2 separate regions of the Homo sapiens genome follow, and region 2 is linked to region 1. Evidence: read pairs that join two places in POLR2A ChIA-PET (ENCODE). Cell type or tissue: GM12878. All regions are shown on one strand. Each heading gives the region's core, and the rest is flanking DNA. Links, peaks and the distances in the headings are about the cores only.

Region 1 (10,803 bases), core at 2,804-10,803:
AAAAACTGAGGCCGGGCACGGTGGCTTACGCCTGTTATCCCAGTACTTTGGGAGGCTGAGGCAGGCGGATCACCTGAGGTCAGCAGTTTGAGACCAGCCTGACCAATATGGTGAAACCTCATCTCTACTAAAAATACAAAAACTAGCCAGGCGTGGTGGTGAGCTACTCGGGAGGCTGAGACAGAACTGCTTGAACCTGGGAGGAGGAGTTGCAGTGAGCCGAGATCGCACCATTGCACTCCAGCCTGGGCGACAAAAGAGAGACTCTGTCTCAAAAGGAAAAAAAAAAAAATTGAAAAAAAAAAAAAAAAAAAGCTACATACATGATGGAATATAATCTATGTAATTTGCATTCCAGTAATTTGCAGTCAGAAATCAAGAGACTCTGGCCAGGCGCAGAAGCTCATGCCTATAATCCCAGTACTTTGGGAGCCTGAGGCGGGTGGATCACCTGAGGTCAGGAGTTTGAGACCAGTCTGGCCAACATGGTGAAAACCTGTCTCTACCAAAAAATACAAAAATTAGCAGGGCGTGGTGACGCACATCTGTAATCCCAGCAACTCAGGATGCTGAGGCAGGAGAACCACTTGAACCCAGGAGGCAGAGGTTGCAGTGAGCCGAAGTCATACCACTGCACTCCAGCTTGGATGACAGTGAGAATCCATCTCAAAAAAAAAAAAAAAAAAAAATCAAGAGACTCAAATCTTTAAACAAATTTTCAGCTGAGCCTGAAGACTGCCCATACCTTCTGGAAGTCATCAAACTTCTTCTGGAGCACCTCAACCTGCTCCAAGTCTGCTCCGACCTCCTCACTTGTCAGAGCGGCTTCCTTCTCATTGATCCATTGCTGTAGTTCATTCGCTTCACGGAACAACATAAACTTCTTGCAACTCTTCTCCAACATGCCTTTACGCTTCTCACCCAGTTCCAGCAGAGAATGATATCTGATGGAATTCAAGAGGGTGACAAGAGGGACAAGGAAGGCAGTTAGCTGTAGATGCTAACATAAAGGCAAACCACGAGGTGTCTCCAAGATGTGGATTCCAGGCTACGAGTTTGTAATGATGATGCCCTAGTAACAGAGTTATCAGATGAAGACGAGGATCCCAAGTACCCACGCCACAGCCTGAGAGATATGCGCACACTGTACTGTTCACAACCAGGTGGCTAGAACAGCCAGGCACACTTATCCCCAGGCCGATTCTGCACTTAGAACAACACAACCACAAGGGACTGAAACCAAGCGCTTAGCACAGTAACACAGGGCTCATGCAACTACAGTGGAGAGACGAGATGAACTTGCTGGGCAGAATGTATACAGAGGGTTTTTCTGTCTTTTATAATTCTCTGAAGAGCCCCCAGGCTGGGGTGAGGTGGGGGAGGGTACACTGAGCTTTAAAATATCCTCATATAGGATGTTTTATCTCCATATTAGTAGGACATTTCTAAAATGATACATTCAGCTCTCAGAAAGTTTTGGCAAGTTCAGAAGGAAAATCAGGCACAGTACTGAGTATCTGTGCCATTCTGTTACTTGAAAGATTTCTTAAGAATCAAAGAATATTCTAACCCTCGGGAACTAAAATACAAAAGGCTGAAATATTATCTTTGAACACGAAAACAACAAACAATAAAAAACTAAAAATTAAAAAAAACTAGAATCATCATCAAATCTAAGTGTCCCAAAGTAAAATAAAAAAGCAATGAGTTACCAAGAATCAGAGCACTTTAAGAGAAGCATATGATTTCCTTCCTACTAAGGAAAACTATAGAACAGGCCTTCAGGTTTGCTGCTGATAGTGGCTGGTCCACCACAAAAACCAACAGGAGGGAGAACCAACACCACTCTGAACACACAGCTGCACATGGAAGCAACCAATGAGATAAGCAGTCATCGACCGACACAGCTGCACCGCGACCTCTTCCCTTGTGAGCCAAAGCTGCTGCACGGACAGGCAGTTCCTCCCACCACCTCATCTTTCTGGATGGACAAAGGCCTTCAAGAGAAGCGGCAGAGGGAGAATGGATAGGGTAGCAGTGGACATTGGTGCTCTGCAAGACTCTCAGCCTACTCACAGTTCTTCCACCTGCTTCATACGCAGAGATACACTGCCGGCCTCCTTAGTTATGCGTGTCCTGCACAGAGGGGGCACAGCAAAAGCATGCACGAATTAGTGGGGTTAATCCACAGGGATGAAAGGCAGCAGCTCCGACTGGTGCCATGATGGTGGATGCTTAATGTTGGGAAACTATGGAGTTATTCAACAGGTCTAAGGAGCAGTCTAAGTCATGAGTGACATGACAGTAAAGAAATAGCAGGAAAATTAGAGGGTTAGTTCACCTTCATTTTCCTGGCGGGTCTGCCATGCTTAAGGCAGATTTTCCTGTGCTGAAAACACTGGTAACTTCACAGAGCAAGGTCAGGGAACAGACTGGACTACCCTTAGAAAGAAATTTTACTGAGTGCTAACAGGCAATTTAGCCACGTATTTGATCTTTTTCCTCTTATATTTATGACCCAGACTACTGGTAAGAATACAAACCAAGGCCAGGCGTGGTGGCTCACGCCTGTAATCCCAGCACTCTGGGAGGCCAAGGCGGGCGGATCACGAGGTCAGGAGTTTGAGACCAGCCTGGCCAACACAGTGAAACCCCATCTCTACTAAAAATACAAAAATTAGCTGGGCATGGTGGCATGTGCCAGCAGTCCCAGCTACTTGGGAGGCTGAGGCAGGAGAATCACTTGAACCCAGGAGGCAGAGGTTGCAGTAAGCCAAGATCACACCACTGCACTCCAGTCTGGATGACAGAGCGAGAATCTGTCTCAAAAAAAAAAAAAAAGAACACAAACCAAAACCTCCCATTCTTATCTCTATAGTAACAGAATCTATAAAGTGGACAAATAACTCTGATCTTACTGAGGATCACTGGAGCCCAAAAATTTCACTATTCTACCCAAACTCTAGTGGGAATGTATTTCCTGGATATTTCCCAAGTGTCCAAAACTGCTGATTCCACTAGTGGAGTCAGAAATACCCTAAAGGAGGGACACAGGGCAATATGGGGGCTCAGCTAGAGGAAAGAGGACAGAGCCATTTCATTACAAAATTCCATTCTCAGAACTCAAAGCTATGGCAGACAGAGAAGCTCTGAAAGCAGCTTTTCAAAGTGGACAGAGCTGTAGGGGCGTAGAGTATCTGAAAATCCAATTTCAAAAAGCATCTCGAACCAAAAGGCAAATGGCAATGATTAGAAAAATTCTGGTTAGGAAAAACTCATGAACACTGGTGGAAAAAAAACAAAGCAATATAAGTCATCAGTCAGGGGTCTGAGACCCACACAGGGAGGTCTGTGGGCTCAAAGTGGGGTGGAGACAGCAGGAGGCGTGCAGGTGGGCTCCAGGAGCCTCAGGACACGCCTAAGCTTCGGCCCATGTGGAACAGAGTATGCCTATGGGACGCCTAGCCCTTGCGGCCCCCAGTGTCATCCTTACTGATTGTCAATCTGCTCCTGCCGCAGTGCTATGCTGCCTTGCTCCTCCAGGAGATTCTCCCGGGAGGCTGACTGGGCGGGGTCCAATTTCTTCACGTACGCAGCCGGCACAAAACCCTGACGATCGTTCACTTCCACTTTCCACCAATCCTAAGGAAAAAAGAGGGAGAACTGAAAGTAAATTCCTTCTCTGAGAGGGAGAATCCAAGGAGGTCACGTGTATACACACACACGAGAGCGTTGTTTTAAGAGGTCCAAAACGGCCGGCCACAGTGGCTCACACCTATAATCCCAGCACTTTGGGAGACCGAGGCGGGTGGATTACGAGGTCAGGAGATGGAGACCATCCTGGCCAACACAGTGAAACCCCGTCTCTACTAAAAAAGATACAAAAAAAATTAGCTGGACATGGTGGTGGGCACCTGTAGCCCCAGCTACTCGGGAGGCTGATGCAGGAGAATGGCATGAACCCAGGAGGCAGAGCTTGCAGTGAGCTGAGATTGCGCCACTGCACTCCAGCCTGGGCGTCAGAGCGAGACTCTGTCTCATAAAAAAAAAAGGTCCAAAATGATATTAAAATCACTTTCTATAAGGTCTGATAATTCAGTCCCTTCCTCACCTGCCATACCTGCAGAGGGTCACAGGCAGAAGAGCAATGCCGCCTGCCACCAAGGCTGGCCTTCTCTCTGCTTAGATGCTCCAGAGCTGTGCTAACACTGTAGCCACCAGTCACATGTGCCCACTTAACTTTCATTGAGTTAGAACTCTTTTTTATTGGAGACAGAGTCTTGCTCTGTTGCCAGGCTGGAGTGCAGTGGCACGATCTTGGCTCATTGCAACCTCTGCCTCCTGGGTTTAAGTGATTCCCCTGCCTCAGCCTCCCAAGTAGCTGGGACTACAGGTGCACGCCACCACGCACAGCTAATTTTTTTGTATTTTAGTAGAGACGGGGTTTCACCATGTTGGCCAGGATGGTCTCAATCTCCTGACCACATGATCCACCCACCTCAGCCTCCCAAAGCGCTGATATTATAGGCGTGAACCACCACGCCTGGCCCTTTTTTTTTTTTTTCTTTTTTAATATAAATAGAGATGAGGTCTCGCTATGTGCCCCAGGTTGGTCTCGAACTCCTGGGCTCAAGCGATCCTCCTGTCTCGGCCTCCCAAAGTGCTGGGACTACAGGCGTGAGCCACCATGCCCGGCTTCATCGAGTTATAATTTAATTAAATAAAACACCCAGTTGTACTAGCCATATTTTAAGGGCTTACTATCACACGTAGCTAGTAGTTACTGCAGAAGCAGCACAGACACTTACATTTCCACCATCACAGAAAGTTCTACTGGGCAATGCTGCTCTTGAATAAACCAAAGTTAGACCACAAGTTGGTTTAGGTTTAAATTAGACTCAATAGAAAGATAAGAATCACAGGTTTCCTCAAATTATCATGACAAGGATAAATAAGGTGTGGGAATGGGAATAAACTTGCTCTTAAAAATGGCCAAGGACATTTCTCCAGCCTTAACTAAAACAGAAGGCAGGCCTCTTTCAGGATCAGTCAATCTGTGCATGCTTCAACACCACTGTCAATTCAGAGTGTGTTAGGGAAGAAAGGCTGGTGGACCAGGATGGATTTATTATTGTCATTATTTAGCCTAAAGAAGACAAAGCCTGTGGGGTGAGGTCACAGCTGTCTTCAATGATCTGCTGGGCTGAGATGTAGCTTGTAGTCTGGAGTAAGAACCAACAGGTCGGCCAGGCGCGGTGGCTCATGCCTGTAATCTCAGCACTTTGGGAGGCTGAGGCGGGTGGATCACGAGGTCAGGAGATCGAGACCATCCTGGCTAACACGGTGAAACCCCGTCTCTACTAAAAATACAAAAAATTAGCCGGGCGTGGTGGCAGGCACCTGTAGTCCCAGCTGCTCGGGAGGCTGAGGCAGGAGAATGGCGTGAACCTGGGAGGTGGAGCTTGTAGTGAGCTGAGATCATGCCACTGCACTGCAACCTGGACGACAGAGCAAGACATTGTCTCAAAAAAAAAAAAAAAAAAGGCCGGGCACGGCGGCTCATGCCTGTAATCCCAGCACTTTGGGAGGCTGAGGTGGGTGGATCACGAGGTCAGGAGATAGAGACCACGGTGAAACCCCATCTCTACTAAAAATACAAAAAATTAGCCAGGTGCAGTGGTGGGCGCCTGTAGTCCCAGCTACTCGGGAGGCTGAGGCAGGAGAATGGGGTGAACGCAGGAGGCGGAGCTTGCAGTGAGCTGAAATCGTGCCACTGCACTCTAGCCTGGGTGACAGAGCGAGACTCTGTCTCAAAAAAAAAAAAAAAAGAAAAGAAAAAGAAAAAAAAAGAACCAACAGGTCCAAGTTATACAGAAAGCAAACTTTGGCTTGACAGGACAAAAATTCCACCTAGAGACACTCAATGGTGAAAATAAGCTATCCTTCTGAGTGTGATTATCTATGCTTCTTGCAGGTATTCAAGAAGACAGATTAACTTCTTGGTCATACACAGTACTGCATAAATGTATGTCACGTGGGGGATTGGTGAGGAAACTCATGTCTTTGAATTCTAAGCCTTCTCATTTCAGGGAGACATGCAACCCACAGAAACCCAACTGAGCATACGTGGAGGTGCCAGCGTGGAACAAACACACAGCCACTCTCTGTGCCTTGCCTTGTTGGTGCTGTTGAGTAAGGTAAGGATATCTCCCTTCTTCATGGTGACCTCTCGGGGACTCTTCTCCTGATAGTCGTAGAGAGCCAAGACCAGCTCCTTCCCAGTCTCATCATCCGTGGGGGCCACTTGTTGCTAAAAATCCAAAGGAAGGGCAAACATGGTAAAAACACGTCCGCGCTGAGTCATCTAAGTACAGAGCAGATTCAAATGCCACCAGCTGTACCAAATGTACCAAATATACACTCATGAGAATTCTTCACTGAAGCTACCAATAAAATCTGATCCAAGAACTTTAAATTTTTGGTATCTTTAAAAAAAAAATCTCATTTTGTCTGGGCACGGTGGCTCATACGTGTAATCTCAGCACTTTGGGAGGCTGAGGCAGGCAGATCACCTGAGGTCGGGGGTTCGAGACCAGCCTGACCAACATGGAGAAACCCCATCTCTACTAAAAATACAAAACTAGACAGGCGTGGTGGTGCGTGCCTGTAATCCCAGCTACTCGGGAGGATGAGTCAGGAGAATCACTTGAACCTGGGAGGCGGAGGTTGCGGTGAGCCAAGATCAGGCCAATGCACTTCAACCTGGGCAACAAGAGTGAAACTCCATCTCAAAAAAAAAAAAAAAAAATCTCATTTTAAAGTAGGGCCGGGCACAGTGCTCATACCTATAATCCCAGCACTTTGGGAGGCCAAGGCGGGCAGATCATGAGGTCAGGAATTCAAGACCAGCCCGGCCAACATAGTGAAACCCCATCTCTACTAAAAATACAAAAATTAGCTGGGCGTGGTGGCGGGCGCCAGTAATCCCAGCTACTCAGGAGGCTGAGGCAGGGTAATTGCTTCAACCTGGGAGGCAGAGGTTGCAGTGAGCCAAGATAGTGCCACTGCACTCTAGCAAGACTCCATCTCAAAAAAAAAAAAAAAATTTAGCTGGGCATGGTGGTGAACACCTGTAATCCCACCTACTCAGGAGGCTGAGTCAGGAAAATCGCTTGAACCCAGGAGGCGGAGGTTGCAGTGAGCCGAGGTTGTGCCACTGCACTCCAGCCTAGGCGACGGAGTGAGACTCTGTCTCTAAATAAATAAATAAATAAATAAATCTTATTTTAAACTCTGTAAATCTTTGTGTCACAAGAGTTAATAGCAGAGTCAAATGGGGCCTATGATAGGAACACCTGCTGACAGTATCTGAGTCCTTCAAGGCCTCCCTCCAGTAACCCATAAACTGTTACAAGTTTACCCGGCAGGACTGTGCTTGTTCTCGCAAAGCCTGGATGCTGCTGCCGTAGGCACTGAGATCTGACATCAAAGCTTCGTGTTTCTTCAGTAGAGCCTGAAACCAAAACCACACATGGAGCACTGTGCAGGGGCTGAAGCCTCCCATCCTCCACTGCCTCGCCAACCTGCCATCCTGCCTCAACAGCCTTTCTCAGTTGCACAATGACGTAATCACCTCCTGCCCTTCTTACAGTGCTAATATCATTTTCAAAGTTTTTCAGGATTCTCATCTTTTGGGACAATCATATATATTATGATTATAGCTTACTCATCCTGGTCTAGGCACAGAGGCTTATGCCTGTAATCCCAGCACTTTGGGAGGCTGAGGCAGGCAGACAGCTTGAGCCCAGGAGTTCAAGACCAGCCTGGGCAACATACTGAAACCTCATCTCTACAGAAAATACAAAAATTAGCCAGATGTGATGGTGCGTGCCTGTAGTCCAAGCTACTCAGGGGACTGAGGCAGGAAGACTGCTGAGCACAGGAGGTCAAAGCTGTAGGGAGTCGTGATTGCATCACTGTACTCCAGCCCTAGCGACAGAACGAGCGCGGTGCCTCACGCCTGTAATCCCAGGACTTTGCGAGGCTGAGGCAGGCAGATCACTTGAGGTCAGGAGTTCAAGACCAAACTGGCCAATGTGGTGAAACCCCATCTCTCCTAAAAATACAAAAAAAGTTAGCTGGGCGTGGTGGCGGGCGCCTGTAATCCCAGCTACTTAGGAGGCCAAGGCAGAAGAATCGCTTGAACCCAGGAGGTGGAGGTTGCAGTTATCCGAGATCATGCCACTGCACTCCAACCTGGATGACAGAGTGAGACTCTGTCTCAGAAAAAAAAAAAGAAAAGGAAAAATTCAACTCATTCTAGTTTTTGTGAAGAGTGGTAAGAGCTAGGTACAGGAACTATACCTAGACCTTTATGAATAAAATTTGAGAATTTTAGTCAAAAAACAGATAACCAGTAAAAAACCAAGTACATCTATGTATGTATGTGTGCATGTTGGTATGTGGGTATATGTGCGCACTGGTATGTACATGTGTATGCTGGTATGTTTGTAGGTATGTATATATGTATGTGTGCATGTTGGTATGTTAGTATGTATGTAAGCACACATATGGTTTCACATAGATGAAACAAGAGTGACAAATGTTAACGGTTGAAGGTGAGTGAGAAGTCATCTTCTCTCTCCTTTAGGTATGATTACATTTTCATAATAAAAAGTGAAAAATGGGCCAGAAGGGGTGGTTCATTCCTATCATCCTAGCATTTTGGGAGGCTTTGGCAGGAGGATTGTTTGAGGCCAGGAGTTTGAAACCAGATGGGACAACATAGCGAGACCCTGTCTCTACTAAAAATAAAATTAAAATTAAAAAGCGTAGCTAGGCAGGTAGTGGTACCTGCCTATAGTTCCAACTACTTGGGAGGCTGAGGCAGGAGGATCGCTTGAGCCCAGGAGTTTGAGGCTGCAGTGAGCCACAATTGTAACATTGCAGTCCAGCCTGGGCAAGAGTGAGACTCTGTCTCCAAAAAAAAAAAAAAAAAAAAAAAAACCAAGTGAAAAATGGATTCCAAAACATTTTAAAAAACAATCACTGTAATGCACACCTCCCGCGCATCACTACTTCTCCTAACTTCCTTCTCAGTACAAGCCCTGTTCCACTTCCCTGGCAGGTGAGACGCTTCCCACGCCTGGTTACCTCAGCAGAGTCTTCGTCCTTGCCATAGTCAGTGCTGCCCACAATGGGTTCCTTCTCCCGCATCCAGGATTCAGCCTCGTTAGCATCAGCAAAGTACTGCTGGGCCTGCAGAGAGTCCTCCAGGTCCTGCCGACGCTGGGAAGCTTTGGCTTTCAGTGCCTCCCACTTTTGGTTCAGCTCGTGAAGCTTGGCCTTCACATCCTCTGCAGCAAAATGGCCTGGAAGATGGGTAGGGAAAGAGGATAACAAAAACTACGTTGACACATCACAGAAGGACAAAAATAAGTTTTCTCTGTGTGTTCACGGCACTTTCATTACTATGTTTTGGTGAGCTGTGCCCTTTCATAATTCCATTTTTTTTGAGAGGCTCAGGTTCTAACCCTCTAATGGACTGTTTCATTTTTTGCCTCCTCAAACCATGACCTCTATCTAGACTCTAAGAAGCAGATATCGCAAGTTGGCATTAGTGATAGTATCATAAAGACTAGTAACAGTACCACTGTAGCGCTCAGTTACTGAGACTGGCACGTGCAGGCACTCTATCAGCTCTTTTCCTACTTGGTTTCACTTACTCCCCACTACAGTGTCAGGAGAGGTGCTGTCATCCCCGTTTCACAGATAAGAAATTCAGGCTCGGAGCCAGGCGCGGTGGCTCATGGCTGTAATCCCAGCACTTTGGGAGGCCGAGGTAGGTGGATCACCTGAGGTCAGGAGTTCAAGACCAGCCTGACCAATATGGTGAAACCCTGTCTCTATTAAAAATACAAAAATAAAAATACAAAAATTAGCTGGGTATGGTGGTGTGTCCCTGTAGTCCCAGCTACTTGGGAGGCTGAGACAGGAGAACTGCTTGAACTAGGGAAGCAGAGGTTCCACTGAGCTGAGACCGCGCCACTGCACTCCACCCTGGGTGACAGAGTGAGACCCCGTCTCAAAAAAAAAAAAAAAAAGAAATTCAGGCTCAGAAAGGGTAAGGTCTGGTCAGGTCATACAGTTAGGAAAGAATGGGGATGGTATTCAGCCCCAGAGCCTGGTTTGTGATGCCCACGTGGCCATGCCCTCGGCAAGAAGGGGAGACACGAGGAGCAGCACCAAGCCATGTCACTGATACCAATCACTCACCTTCCTCCACCATGGCATTCCCCTTCTGTGTAACTGCTTTGATGCGTGGTTCATGTCCAGCAATTTCTGCTTGTAAGGCTTGATGTTTCTTTAGCAGATTCTGGACCCCAATTAAATCCTTACCTGAAAGCAGACACCAGTCCCCAGTTATCCAACCATGAAGAGAAAAGTCAGCACTGATTTGTCATTCTTAGCTACCACCATGGTTCCAGTTCAATAATTTAAATTCGACCCTGCCCATCCTGACATGCATCCCCTTTATGCTACAATAGCACAGCCTTTCCCAAGTTGATTCCTACCTGAGGGAAGCAGACTGACCTCTGTTGGTAGATGCGGCAATGGGCTCTTTCTCTCGAATCCACGTCTCCTCATCCTCAACATCCCGGAAGAGCTGCTGCAACCGCAGAGAATCGGCCAGCTTCTGCTTCCGGGCAACCATGGGCTCCTTGAGTGCCTCATAGCGAGCCACGAGGGCTTCCTGTTTCTTCTTGATGTTTTCTGCATCAAAATGGCCAGCATCTTGGAACT
Region 2 (11,342 bases), core at 2,866-10,865, 210 kb after region 1:
AGGAAGGGTTAAGCAGAGTCAGGGGCTGGTGGCTTGGGGATGGATGGCTCTGTGATAGATAGGGGCTGGAGACTCTCACTTTCACCTTCCCACTCTGTGTCCTCTTGTCTTCCCTCTCCTACTAGGGGCGGTCTCCCTCCTGGGATCCCGTGTGATCATGCAGGAGAAAAATATTTATTGAGCAGCTACTATGTGCAAGATGCTAGGGAGATGGTAGTGGGCAAGAGGGAAACAGAGCTACCTACCCTCAGGGAGCTAGAGGTCAGCAGGGGAGACATACCATACTTAATTAGTTGTGACAAATGCTATCTCCTTCATCTGGGATCAGGAGAGGCCTGACTGAGGGTGTTAAACAGTGAAGCTCGGGTCTGAAGGATGAGTGGGGTGGGGAGCATTCTGGACAGAAGGATAACACATGGGAAGGCTGGGGCAGGATGGAATGGGCAGGTTCAAGGCAGCAGAACAGAGAAGGTAAGAAGCTCAGCAGGAGATGGGGCCAGGCCTTGAGAACGGGCCTGCTCCCGTAGGGGCCTCTCCCTCCCAGTGAACCTCAGCGGTATCTCCCAGGTATGTGCTTCCTGGGAACCAGGCCCCACTGCCCAGGCCTGTGCTTCCATGTGTCTCTGACTCAACACTTGAATCACGATCCAGCTCAAATGTATGGCACTACCATTACCATTACTTGAGTGGACAACTGGGGAGGTAGGGAGGGAAGGAGGGAGGAAGAAAGAGACTAAGAGTATGGACCCTGGAGTCAGACAGGCCTGGTTTTGAGCTGGACTCCATCACTTACTAGTTCTATTACCTTAGGTAATAGGAAGCCTCGGCTTCCTTTTTTTGTAAAATGGGGATGTTAACATTGTCTCATAGGGTCATTGTGGGGGATCAAATAAGACGATATATACAAAGCTCTCAGCACTGTGCCCTGCATATCAATGCTGTAATTACTCCAGGATCCAGAGGAAGAACCTATACCCCTCGCGCTCTCTGGGTTTCTGCACGCTCTGCCCAGTGGCCTGGCACCTCAGCTTTAGAGGGCAAGGTAGAGCCAACCATTAATCAGATAGTGCTGGGACCGGCTGGGGTTTTCTGTGGCATCCCGTATCTTCCCATCAGAAGCTGGAAAGGGAATGAGGGGACTGCGAGAGTAGTGAGGGGTCCTAGATACTGACCTTCCTTCTGTGTTAGATGTTTGAACCCACAAGATGTTGGGGTTGGCCAATGCTCCCAGTACAACCCAGGTGGTAGGAATGACACTCTGAGTCTGTAGGTGCTGGCGGCCAGGCTGCCCCCGGGCACACAGCACCAGAGGAAGGAGATGGGCACTTAATACAAGGTTTCCAGTGCAGGATACCTTGGCACCTGGCCTGCCCATCGGGGGCAGAGCAGGCAATGAGAGCTGCTGCTCTATGCTGGAGTGGTTGAGTTCTGAGTCTACAGCCAGAGGACCTCGGCTGTGTGCTCGATGGCCTTAGCTAGGAAGTCACTTCATCTTGCTGTCTCAGTGTCATCCTCTGACAAGCAGGGATAATAATCCAAACACCAAGAGCTGCTGAGGATTACGTAAGGCACAATGCCCAAGGCAGGCCTGGCAGTGTCACACACACAGGACACGCTCAACAGATGGCTGCTCTGAGCTGTAAGCCCACAGTGACTTCAGATTCCTCATCCTCTGGGCTCCAGTACCTTCTAAAGGCTGCTGCCAAAGGGAGGATACCCACTGTGGAGAGCACCGACGCAAGCTCCACCAGAATCCCTCGCCCCGGTGGACTTGTCCTATTCTGGGGGACACTGACTGCCCACTGTGGGAGGGCCCCAAAGGGTGTCAGCCTCAGCCTCGTGGGACTGAAACGGAACAACCTCAAAGTCGTATCTGATATTGACTCGCAGGCGTAACAGACCCTCATCCAGCCTCTCTTTGAACACCTCCAGGGACAGGAGGTCAGCTCCTCTGTGGAGCGGCTCTGATTGTTAAGAGCTCTTTTCTCCCAAGCAGAAATCTGTCTTCCTGTCATTCCCACCCACTGGGCCTGAATGGTCCACGGGGACCATGCCAACAAATGCACCCCCTCTTCCCCAGGATGGCCCTTCAGATTTGGAAGAAAGGATCCCCTAAGTCTTCTCTTCCACAGGTTAAACTGCCTCTGTCCCCACCAAGTCCACCAGGCTCCAAGACGGCTCTTCGGAGAGCCCACCCCAGGCCTCAGTTGAAAAGGGAAAAGAAAGAGCTGGCAAGGGGGGAGTAACAGAGGAGAGGGGGTGGAGGGAACATCAGAGGGGCCATTTACAAGTGAATGGGGGTAAGAATGGAGCAGTTTGTGGGCTAAACTGGCCTCAGAAGGAGGTTTACAGATGTGCGAGGGGACCTCCTCATTGTTTAATTAAGCAGAAAGTGGATCTTTTCAAAAGCAATTTTGCACAGGGACTGGGAGGGGTGTGGGGAGGAGGGAGGTGGAGAGGGGATCAGCAAACAGGCCCTGAGAGCAGAGAAAGGAACAGCTGGCCCCAGAGAGGCTGTGAAATGCATGCTAAGCAGTTTAAAGCGCCCAGGAGCTCCTGCAGCTCCTGCCCTCCCTCACCAGCCACCCTTTAACACAAGTGGAGCAGGCAGAGGGGGCACAAAGGCAGGACAGGGGAAGACAGGCAGGGAAAGGTGAGGCGGCCATGTCTACACTTGGGGCCTGGGCAGGGGGCCTTGGGTCAAAGGGATGCTTGAATCACAGAGGCCAACTCCCAGCAGCCGCAATACCCTAAGCTGGTGGGTGCCTGCATGGCCGTTTCAGCGAGATGGCTGTTAAGACATCCCTTCTCTCACACAACTTCTTACTGGGTCAGCACACTCTGCTTCACCGAATTGTATATACTTGGATCTTGAAGAAACTTTTCTTATAGATGTCAAAGAGACAACCAGCTCAATAACATACAGAGCGAGCCCAACCTCCCATCTTACAGATAGGGAAGAAAGAGTCTGGCAGGAATAAGTGATGTGCAACTGCGCGTGCCAGGCTTCCTCTCTCGCAGTCTCACTCCCTCAGGCCTTGCTCATCATTTCTCCCAAATTGGCTGGGTTGGAAGCTCTCCCCTGGCCTAGGAGCCACGAGTTCCCTCATTTGTGAGGCTTGTCACATTCTGAAATCTTACGGCTGCTATTATTTCTGCTGGAACCTCCAAGACTCGCTTGGCCAAGTGGCAGCCCCTAGGCTGGGAAGTCTGCCAGATGACATATCTGGGCATGGACTTGGGGGAAGGGTAAGACTCTCCTAGCAGCACCAGGCCCCTGACCCCCAGCTGGGCTCACATGTGCCAGGGTGAGGCCTGGCAGCTGCTAACCAGCTCTGTTGGTGACCTAGGTCACCAACCTAGGTTACCATGGGTCTGCTGTGTGACCCATGCCTCTGGGCACAACAGGAACCAGGTGTAGGGACTCACAGCAAAGGAGCCAAAGACTAAGTGGGCCATTGTGCCTTCCCTCCCACTCCCCTCCTTTCTTCCCAGAGTGGGGATAGGCCCCTGCCTGTTCCCTGAACAGTGGCTGGAAGATGAAGGATAAAAAAATCTGAGTCCCAGCCCAGCCTCCCTACTTGGGTAACTCTGGGCAGGCCTCAGGTCCCTCCCTCCTTCTCTTTCTCTTTTAGGGGTCTCTTATCTCTTGGGGTCATCTGAAAGTTGAAATAAGTAGTTGTTGAACTCATGAATAAATAAATGAAGGAAAGCGTAAAAACTGGAAAATGTAAGATGTTAGAGTAATTCAGGGAGCCTCTTGGGATAGACGGTGATGGGTTAGTGGCAAAGCGCCAGGACTCTGAAATTCAGTGGCCTGAAAGCTAGTTCTGAATCCCAACCCTGCTATTTAAATAACTCTATGACTTGGGGTGAGACCCCTGACTTCTCTAAATTTTGGTTTCTACCTTTTATTTGTTTTGTTTTTTGTTTTTGAGACGGAGTCTTGCTCTGCGCCCAGGCTGGAGTGCAGTGGCACGATCTCGGCTCACTATACAACCTCCACCTCCAGGGTTCAAGCGATTCTCCTGCCTCAACCTGGGATTACAGGTGCCCACCACCATGCCCAGCTATTTTTGTATTTTTAGTAGAGACAGGGTTTCACCATGTTGGCCTGGCTGGTCTCTAACTCCAGACCTCAGGTGATCCGCCTACCTTGGCCTCCCAAAGTGCTGGGATTACAGGAGTGAGCCACTGCACCTGGCCTTGGTATGTTACCTCCTTAAAGAGACCTCTGCTGACCACCTATTAGTCCTATTCAAGTACCCTTTGGTTCTCCTCATGCCAGTTACTAAAAGTTGTAATGACGCAGTTATACATTCATTTGTTTACTTGTTTATTCCCTGGCTCCACTCCCATTACACTGCTAACTCTACTAGGGCAAGGACCACATCTATTTTGCTCACTAATGAATATCCAGTAACTTAGTACAGTGATGGCACAAAGAGGGCATTCAAAATAGATTTGCCAACTACATGAAAGAATAAAGTACTTTGGGGCTGGGCGCGGTGGCTCACACCTGTAATCCCAGCACTTTGGGAGGCCGAGGCGGGCGGATCACCAGGTCAGGAGATCGAGACCATCCTGGCTAACATGGTGAAACCCCGTCTCTTCTAAAAATACAAAAAATTAGCCGGGCGTGGTGGCAGGCACCTGTAGTCCCAGCTACTTGGGAGGCTGAGGCAGGAGAATGGCGTGAACCCGGGAGGCGGAGCTTGCAGTCAGCCAAGATCGCGCCACTGCATTCCAGCCTGGGCAACAGAGCGAGACTACGTCTCAAAAACAACAACAAAACAAACAAAAAAAAACATACACAAATTAGCCAGGTGTTGTGGTGCCTGCCTGTAATCCCAGCTACTTGGGAGGCTGAGGTGGGAGAATTGCTTGAACCCAGGAGGTGGGGGTTGCAGCGCGCTGAGACTGCACCACGGCACTTCAGCCTGGGAGACAGAGCGAGACTCCATCTCAAAAAAAAAAAAAAGAAAAGAAAAAAAAAAGAAAATTTGTGGGTTTTCATGTCAGACAAACTCCACAGGAAATAAATAATAACTTGTGATATTTTAATAAACTTCCAGGCAAGGTCTTTGAGACTGAATCTTTGAGAAGCTTCTTCTGAGAGCACCATGTGCCCTCCCAAGGCTGCATGGCCATCTGTCAAACTAAGAAACAGTCACCTTTAGCACCCCATGTCTTCCTCGACCAGGGACACACAATCCTGACATGAAACCCCAGCCACATATCCCCTCCCAGCTCAATGTGGGCAGTGACCTGCTCCTCAGTAAGTGTCCCCCCCCCAGCCTCCACGTGTGGCAGACAGACCCCACCCTGTGCCACTGCTCTCCAACCTGAGGGAGGGACAGAGAGGTGCGGCAGCCAGTGAATCTGAGCAATAATAATTGATTCCTGGCAGATGTGTGTCCAGTTCCAGAAGAATCCTGCCAAATCTCACTTGACCATTTTCTTTTTTTCTCCCCATACATATTCTGCTTATGTATTTTTTTTTTCTTTTGAGACAGGGTCTCACTCTGGCACCCAGGCTGAAGAACAGTGTGTGATCATAGCTCACTGTAGTCTCGATCTCCTGGGCTCAAGCAATCCTTCAGCATCAGCTTCTAAAACAGCTAGGAACACAGGTGCATGCCACTATGCCTGGCTAATTTTTTATTTTTTTGTAAAGACCAGGTTTTGCCATGTTACCCAGGCTGGTCTCAAACTCCTGGGCTCAGGTAATCCTCCTACCTCAGACTCCCAAAGTGTTAGGATTACAGGCATGAGCCACTGTGCCTGGTTTATTTTATTTTATTTTATTTTATTTTTTTTTGAGATGGAGTCTCGCTCTGTTGCCCAGGCTGGAGTGCAGTGGCATGATTCGGCTCACTGCAACCTCCGCCCCTTTAGGTTTAAGCAATTCTCGTGCCTCAGCCTCCAGAGTAGCCGGGATTACAGGCGCATGCCACCACGCCCAGCTAATTTTTTTGTATTTTTAGTAGAGACGGGGTTTCACCATCTTGGCCAGGCTAGTGTTGAACTCCTGACCTCGTGATCCACCCGCCTTGGCCTCCCAAAGTGCTGGGATTACAGGCGTGAGCCACCGTGCCCAGCCAACACCTGGCCTATTTTCTTATTTCTTTTTCTTTTTTTGAGACGGAGTCTTGCTCTTGTTGCCCAGGCTGGAGTGCAATGGTGCGATCTTGGTTCACTGCAACCTCTGCCTCTCAGGTTCAAGCAATTCTCCTGCTTCAGCCTCCCAAGTAGCTGGGATTACAGATGCCTGCCACTGCGCCAGCTAATTTTTGTACTGTTAGTAGAGACGGGGTTTCATCATGTTGATCAGGATGGTCAGGAACTCCTGACCTCGTGATCTGCCCGCCTCAGCCTCCCAAAGTGCTGGGATTAAAGGTGTGAGCCACCACGTCCGGCCTGACTTGACCATTTTCTACCGCCCACCTCCAGGAACCTCATTTCCTGTCTCTTAATATAACTGATGCCCTCTTCTCCCCAGAAGTATCTCAGTCATAGGTGGAGACTGGAATCCCATCCCTGAGCCCTTGCTAGAACCCACTGCTAAGGTTACAGTGAACACCTGCCATATCCGGTCCCCAGCCCCTAGGCTATCCTGACAGTTACCCAGCCAAAGATCTGCAAGTTCATTCTTTTTTTTTTTTTTTTTTTTGGTGACAGAATCTTGCTCTGCCACCCAGGCTGGAGTGCAGTGGCACGATCTCGGCTCACTGAAACCTCTGCCTCCCAGGTTTAAGCAATTCTCCTGCCCCAGCCTCCTGAGTAGCTGGGATTACAAGCGCGCACCGCTATGCGTGACTAATTTTTTGTATTTCTAGTAGAGATGGGATTTCGCCATGTTGGTCTAGAACTCCTGGTCTCAAGTGATCCGTCCGCCTCGGCCCCCCAAAGTGCTGGGATCACAGGTGTGAGCCTCCACACCTGGCCTGGGACTGGCTTTTGTTCATGTCTGTCTCCACAGTGATCAGCACATGGTCTGCTACACAGAAGGTGCTCAGTGTATATTTGTTCAAGAAAGATTAACAAGTTTTTTTTTTTTTTTTTTTTTTTTTTTTTTGAGATGGAGTCTTGCTTTGTCGCCCAGGCTAGAGTACAGTGGCATGATCTCGGCTCACTGCAACCTCCGCCTCCCAGGTTCCGGTTCAAGCAATTCTCCTGCCTCAGCCTCCTGAGTAGCTGGGATTACATGCACGCGCCACCATGCCCAGCTAATTTTTGTATTTTTAATAGAGACAGGATTTCACCATGTTGGCCAGGCTGGTCTCGAACTCCTGACCTTGTGATCCACCCACCTTGGCCTCCCAAAGTGCTGGGATTACAGGCATGAGCCACCCGGCCCAGCCGTGTAGACTCTTGTTTTTATTCCTCTGCCTGCTAGAGAGGCAGCTTAGCACACGGATGCAGAACACAGGCCTGAACGGGGCTGAGTGTTCCCCATGGACCAACTCCTGTTCAATGGCCCCAAGAGAGGGGTTCAGAAAGCCAATACTCACAGGGTTCCTCCTGTCCAGGCAAAGTGACTCGATGTTTCTTAATACCGTCAAACAGGAGCTCCGCACCACCTCTGCAAAGGAGGACCAGAGAAAAAGACAGCCAGGTGAGCTCCTGCAAATAGGAAGAGGTAGCGGAAACAGAAAACTGAGGATAGGGCTGGTAATGAAGGCCGAGAGAAGCAGAGACTAAGGTGCAGAAACACCTTGGGTGCAGTGACTAATTCTTTTTCTCCCCCTTTCTTTCTTAGAGACAGGTTCTTACTCTGTCGCCTATGCTGGAATGCAGCAGTGCAATCATAGCTCGCTGTAACCTTGAACTCCTGGGTTCAAGAGACCTTCCTGTTCAACCTCCCAAGTAGCTAGGACTACAGGTGCATGCCACCATATCAGGCTACTTTTTATATTAATATTTATGTTTATATTTAATTTTATTTTACTCTGTTTAGTCTCACTCTGTTGCCCAGGCTGCAGTGCAGTGGTGTGATCTCAGCTCACAGCAACCTCCGCCTCCCAGGTTCAAGTGATTCTCGTGCCTCAGCCTCCCGAGTAGCTGGGACTACAGACATGAGCCACCACATCTGGCTAAGTTTTGTATTTTTAGACAGAGGGTTTCACCATGTTGGCCAGGCTAGTCTCAAACTCTTGACCTCAGGTGATCCGCCCACCTTGGCCTCTCAAAGTGCTGGAATTACAGTCATGAGCCACCGCGCCTGGCCCATATCAGGTTAATCTTTAAATTTTTTGTAGAGATGGAGTCTTGTTATGTTACCCAGGCTGATCTCAAACTCCTGGCCTAAAGCAATCCTCCCACTTCAGCCTCCCAAAGCACTGGGATTACAGGCACAAGCCACTCTGCCCAGACCCAGTGACCAATTCCTAAATATGACTTCTAATGTGGCAAGGTAGGATATAATTTTTACTAATAATCAAGTACCGGCTAGGTGTGGTGGCTCACACCTGGAATCCTAGCACTGTGGGAGGCCAAGGCGAGATGACTGCTTGAGGCCAGGAGTTTGAGATGAGCCTCAGTGAAATAGAGCCTTGGTGACATAGCAAGACCCTGTCTCTATGTAATTATTATTATCATTAGGCACCCGGGAAATTATTATCTATTTATTTTTGAGACAAGGTCTTGCTTTGTCACCCAGCATGGAGTTCAGTGGCACAATCACAGCTCACTGCAGGCTTGACCTCCTAGGCTTAAGCAATCCTCCCACATCAGACCCCCAAGCAGCTGGGACTACAGGTGCATGGCATCACACTCAGCTAATTTTGTACTTTTTGTAGAGATGGGATTTCGCCATGTTGCTCAGACTGGTCTCGAACTCTTGAGCTCAAGTAATCTCCCTGCCTTGGCCTCCCAAAGTGCTGAAATCAGAAGCATGAGTCACTGTGCCTGGCCTATTTTTATTATTTTATTTTACTTTTTAAAAAAATTTATTTATTGAGACAGAGTCTCGCTCTGTCGCCCAGGCTGGAGTGCAGTAGTGCGATCTTGGCTCACTGCAACCTTCGCCTCCTGGGTTTAGGCAATCCTCTGCCTCAGCTTCCAGAGTAGCTGAGATTACAGGCACGTGCTACCACACCTGGCTAATTTTTGTATTTTTTTTTAATAGAGACAGGGTTTCACCATTGTGGCCAGGCTGGTCTTGAACTCCTGACCTCGTGATCCACCTGCCTCAGCCTCCCGAAGTGTTGGGATTACAGGCGTGAGCCACCGTGCCTGGCCTATTTATTTATTTTTTGAGACAAGGTCTCACTCTGTCACCCAGGCTGGAGTGCAGTAGCGTGATCTCAGCTTGATACAACCTTAACCTCCTGGGTTCAAGCAAACCTCCCACATCAGCCCCCAGGTAGCTGGGACCACAGGCACGTGTCACCACACCTGCCTAATTTTATTTTTATTTTTTGTAGAGACAGGGTCTCCCTATGTCGTCCAGGCTGGTCTTGACCTCCTGGGCTCAAGCAATCCTCCCAAAGTGCTGGGATTAGAGTTGTGAGTCATCATGCCTGGCTCTGTCTCTAATTATTTAAAAAGAAAAAAAAAAAATCAAGTACCCAAATTTGCCGACTCTTGTTTTTACTCCTCTGCCTTCTAGAGAGGCAGCTTACCACACAGGTGCAGAACACAGCCTTTGGAGCTGCCGGCCCCGATGTGAAGCCCAGGCTCCACCTCTCCCTATGTTGAGACCTTAGATGTGTGACTCAATCTTCTTTTTTCTTTGTTATTAAAATACTTTGGGGGCCAGACACAGTGGCTCACACCTGTAACTCTAGCACTTTGGGAGGCTGAGAGGCGAGGGAGGATTGCTTAAGTCCAGGAGTTCAAGAGCAGCCTGGGCAACATGGCAACACCTTGTGTCTACAAAAACTACAAAAATTAGGTGGGCATGGTGGTGTGCGCCTGTAGTCCCAGCTACTTGGGAGGCTGAGGTGGGAGGATCACCTGAACCTGGGAGGTTGAGGCTGCAGTTAGCCAAGGTCATGCCACTGTACTGCAGCCTGGGCGACACAGTGAGACCCTATCTCAAAACTAATAATAATTTAAAAATATTTTATAACATAGTGAGGTCTCACTCTATTGCCCAGGCTGGTCTTGAACTCCTGGGCTCAAGCAATCCTTCTGCCTCAGCCTCCCAAAGTGCTGGGATTATAGGTGTGGGCCACCATGCCTGGCCTTGACTCAATCTTAAGCTTCAGTCTTTCCATCTGGAAAAATGTTGGGGAGCCACTGTGAGGCACTCTGGAGACCCTGTGCATCTAGGGGTTTCCTCTGGCCAGATGATGGTTTGAATGCTCCTGCCCATGCCACCTGCTGCTGACCTGGTGGGTACATCACAGTGCTGGAGGCTGAGAGAGTCCATGAGGCCTGGCATCAACTAAGAACAACTGTTCACATCGCCTCACCATTTATAAGATGTTCCTCATCTCATTTCATCCTCAGGGAGTCCCAGGGAAGAAGGAAGGAGGTAGATATTATTTGCTCACTTTGATAGAAAAGCAGACTCAAGCCTAGAGAGGTTAAGCAACCAACTTGTCCAAGGTTAGAGAGGCAGGGGCTGAACTATAATTTCAGTCTAACTGATTCCTGCTTAGCACCAGCAGACTGGTCAGAAAAAAACAGGACTTCCCAAAGGTCAGAAAGCCTCTTGAGGGCAGAGTTTGGTTCATTTCTGTGTCCCAGCACCTGGCCAAGGGAAGGCGGGGACTGCAGAGATGATTGGAGCCAAGTCCAGAAGCTGAGGCTTCTGAGATGAGCGCCAGGGCTCTTTCAGCGCCCCATGCTGCTTCTCCCTCTGGGTCTCCCAATTCCCATCTCAGACTTCTTGTGGATCTTAACTGAAAAGGCCTCACCAGACTTTTGAAGAATGAGATGTCTTCCACCCCACCACCCTTTCCCAATTTCAGGGAACAGAGATGTCCTGAGACAGCCCGCTGGGAGGCAAAGGCAAGGCAAGCATTGTCATGGGGAAAACATGGGGCGACTGTCATCCAAACAAGGTCACGCTTTGTTGATGCAGAAATGTGGAGGGGGAGAGGAGGCCCATCTGTGGCCGCGCACAGGGCCATTTCAGCTGCAAGCCTGCACAGAGCCTCCATTTATTCCCTTCCAAGAGCCTCGTTTTCTCCTGGGTGGGGGGTTGGCACATGCAGCAGCTGGGGTGGGGGAGGGTGACAGGCAAGGGGCTCAGGAGTTGGGGGTCAGAGAAGAGGGATGGGAACTGAAGGCACTGGGACTTAGGCAAACAACCAAGACTGGCCAAACCTGGTGGTGCCAGGCTCAGAGGCCGAGGCTGTTTTTCCCTTTACAAGCGGATGAAGGGAGAA

What was found. Peaks named below come from ENCODE experiments on the same cell type or tissue, not always from the same donor. Only the 100,000 strongest peaks of a DNase experiment are listed, where the experiment ranks them.
Region 2: POLR2A ChIA-PET joins it to region 1 with 5 read pairs; 6 of 35 experiments call an interaction of 5 or more read pairs at or near these places.

The regions. Positions count from the first base shown.
Region 1 is chr9:128,584,316-128,595,118 of GRCh38, reverse strand. SPTAN1 (spectrin alpha, non-erythrocytic 1) reads right to left here. Exons shown (of 57, transcript NM_001130438.3): 17 at 10,594-10,803; 18 at 10,276-10,398; 19 at 9,154-9,371; 20 at 7,421-7,513; 21 at 6,176-6,310; 22 at 3,494-3,642; 23 at 2,077-2,136; 24 at 746-944. Among named protein-coding and RNA genes, the nearest start is that of SPTAN1, 37 kb to the right of the region's middle. In GM12878, for the core only: no CTCF peak of the experiment used is centred there; a DNase peak (open chromatin) is centred at 7,528.
Region 2 is chr9:128,374,279-128,385,620 of GRCh38, reverse strand. URM1 (ubiquitin related modifier 1) reads right to left here. Exons shown (of 5, transcript NM_030914.4): 2 at 7,515-7,585. Among named protein-coding and RNA genes, the nearest start is that of URM1, 8.6 kb to the right of the region's middle. RefSeq lists an enhancer at 1,843-2,487. In GM12878, for the core only: no CTCF peak of the experiment used is centred there; no DNase peak of the experiment used is centred there.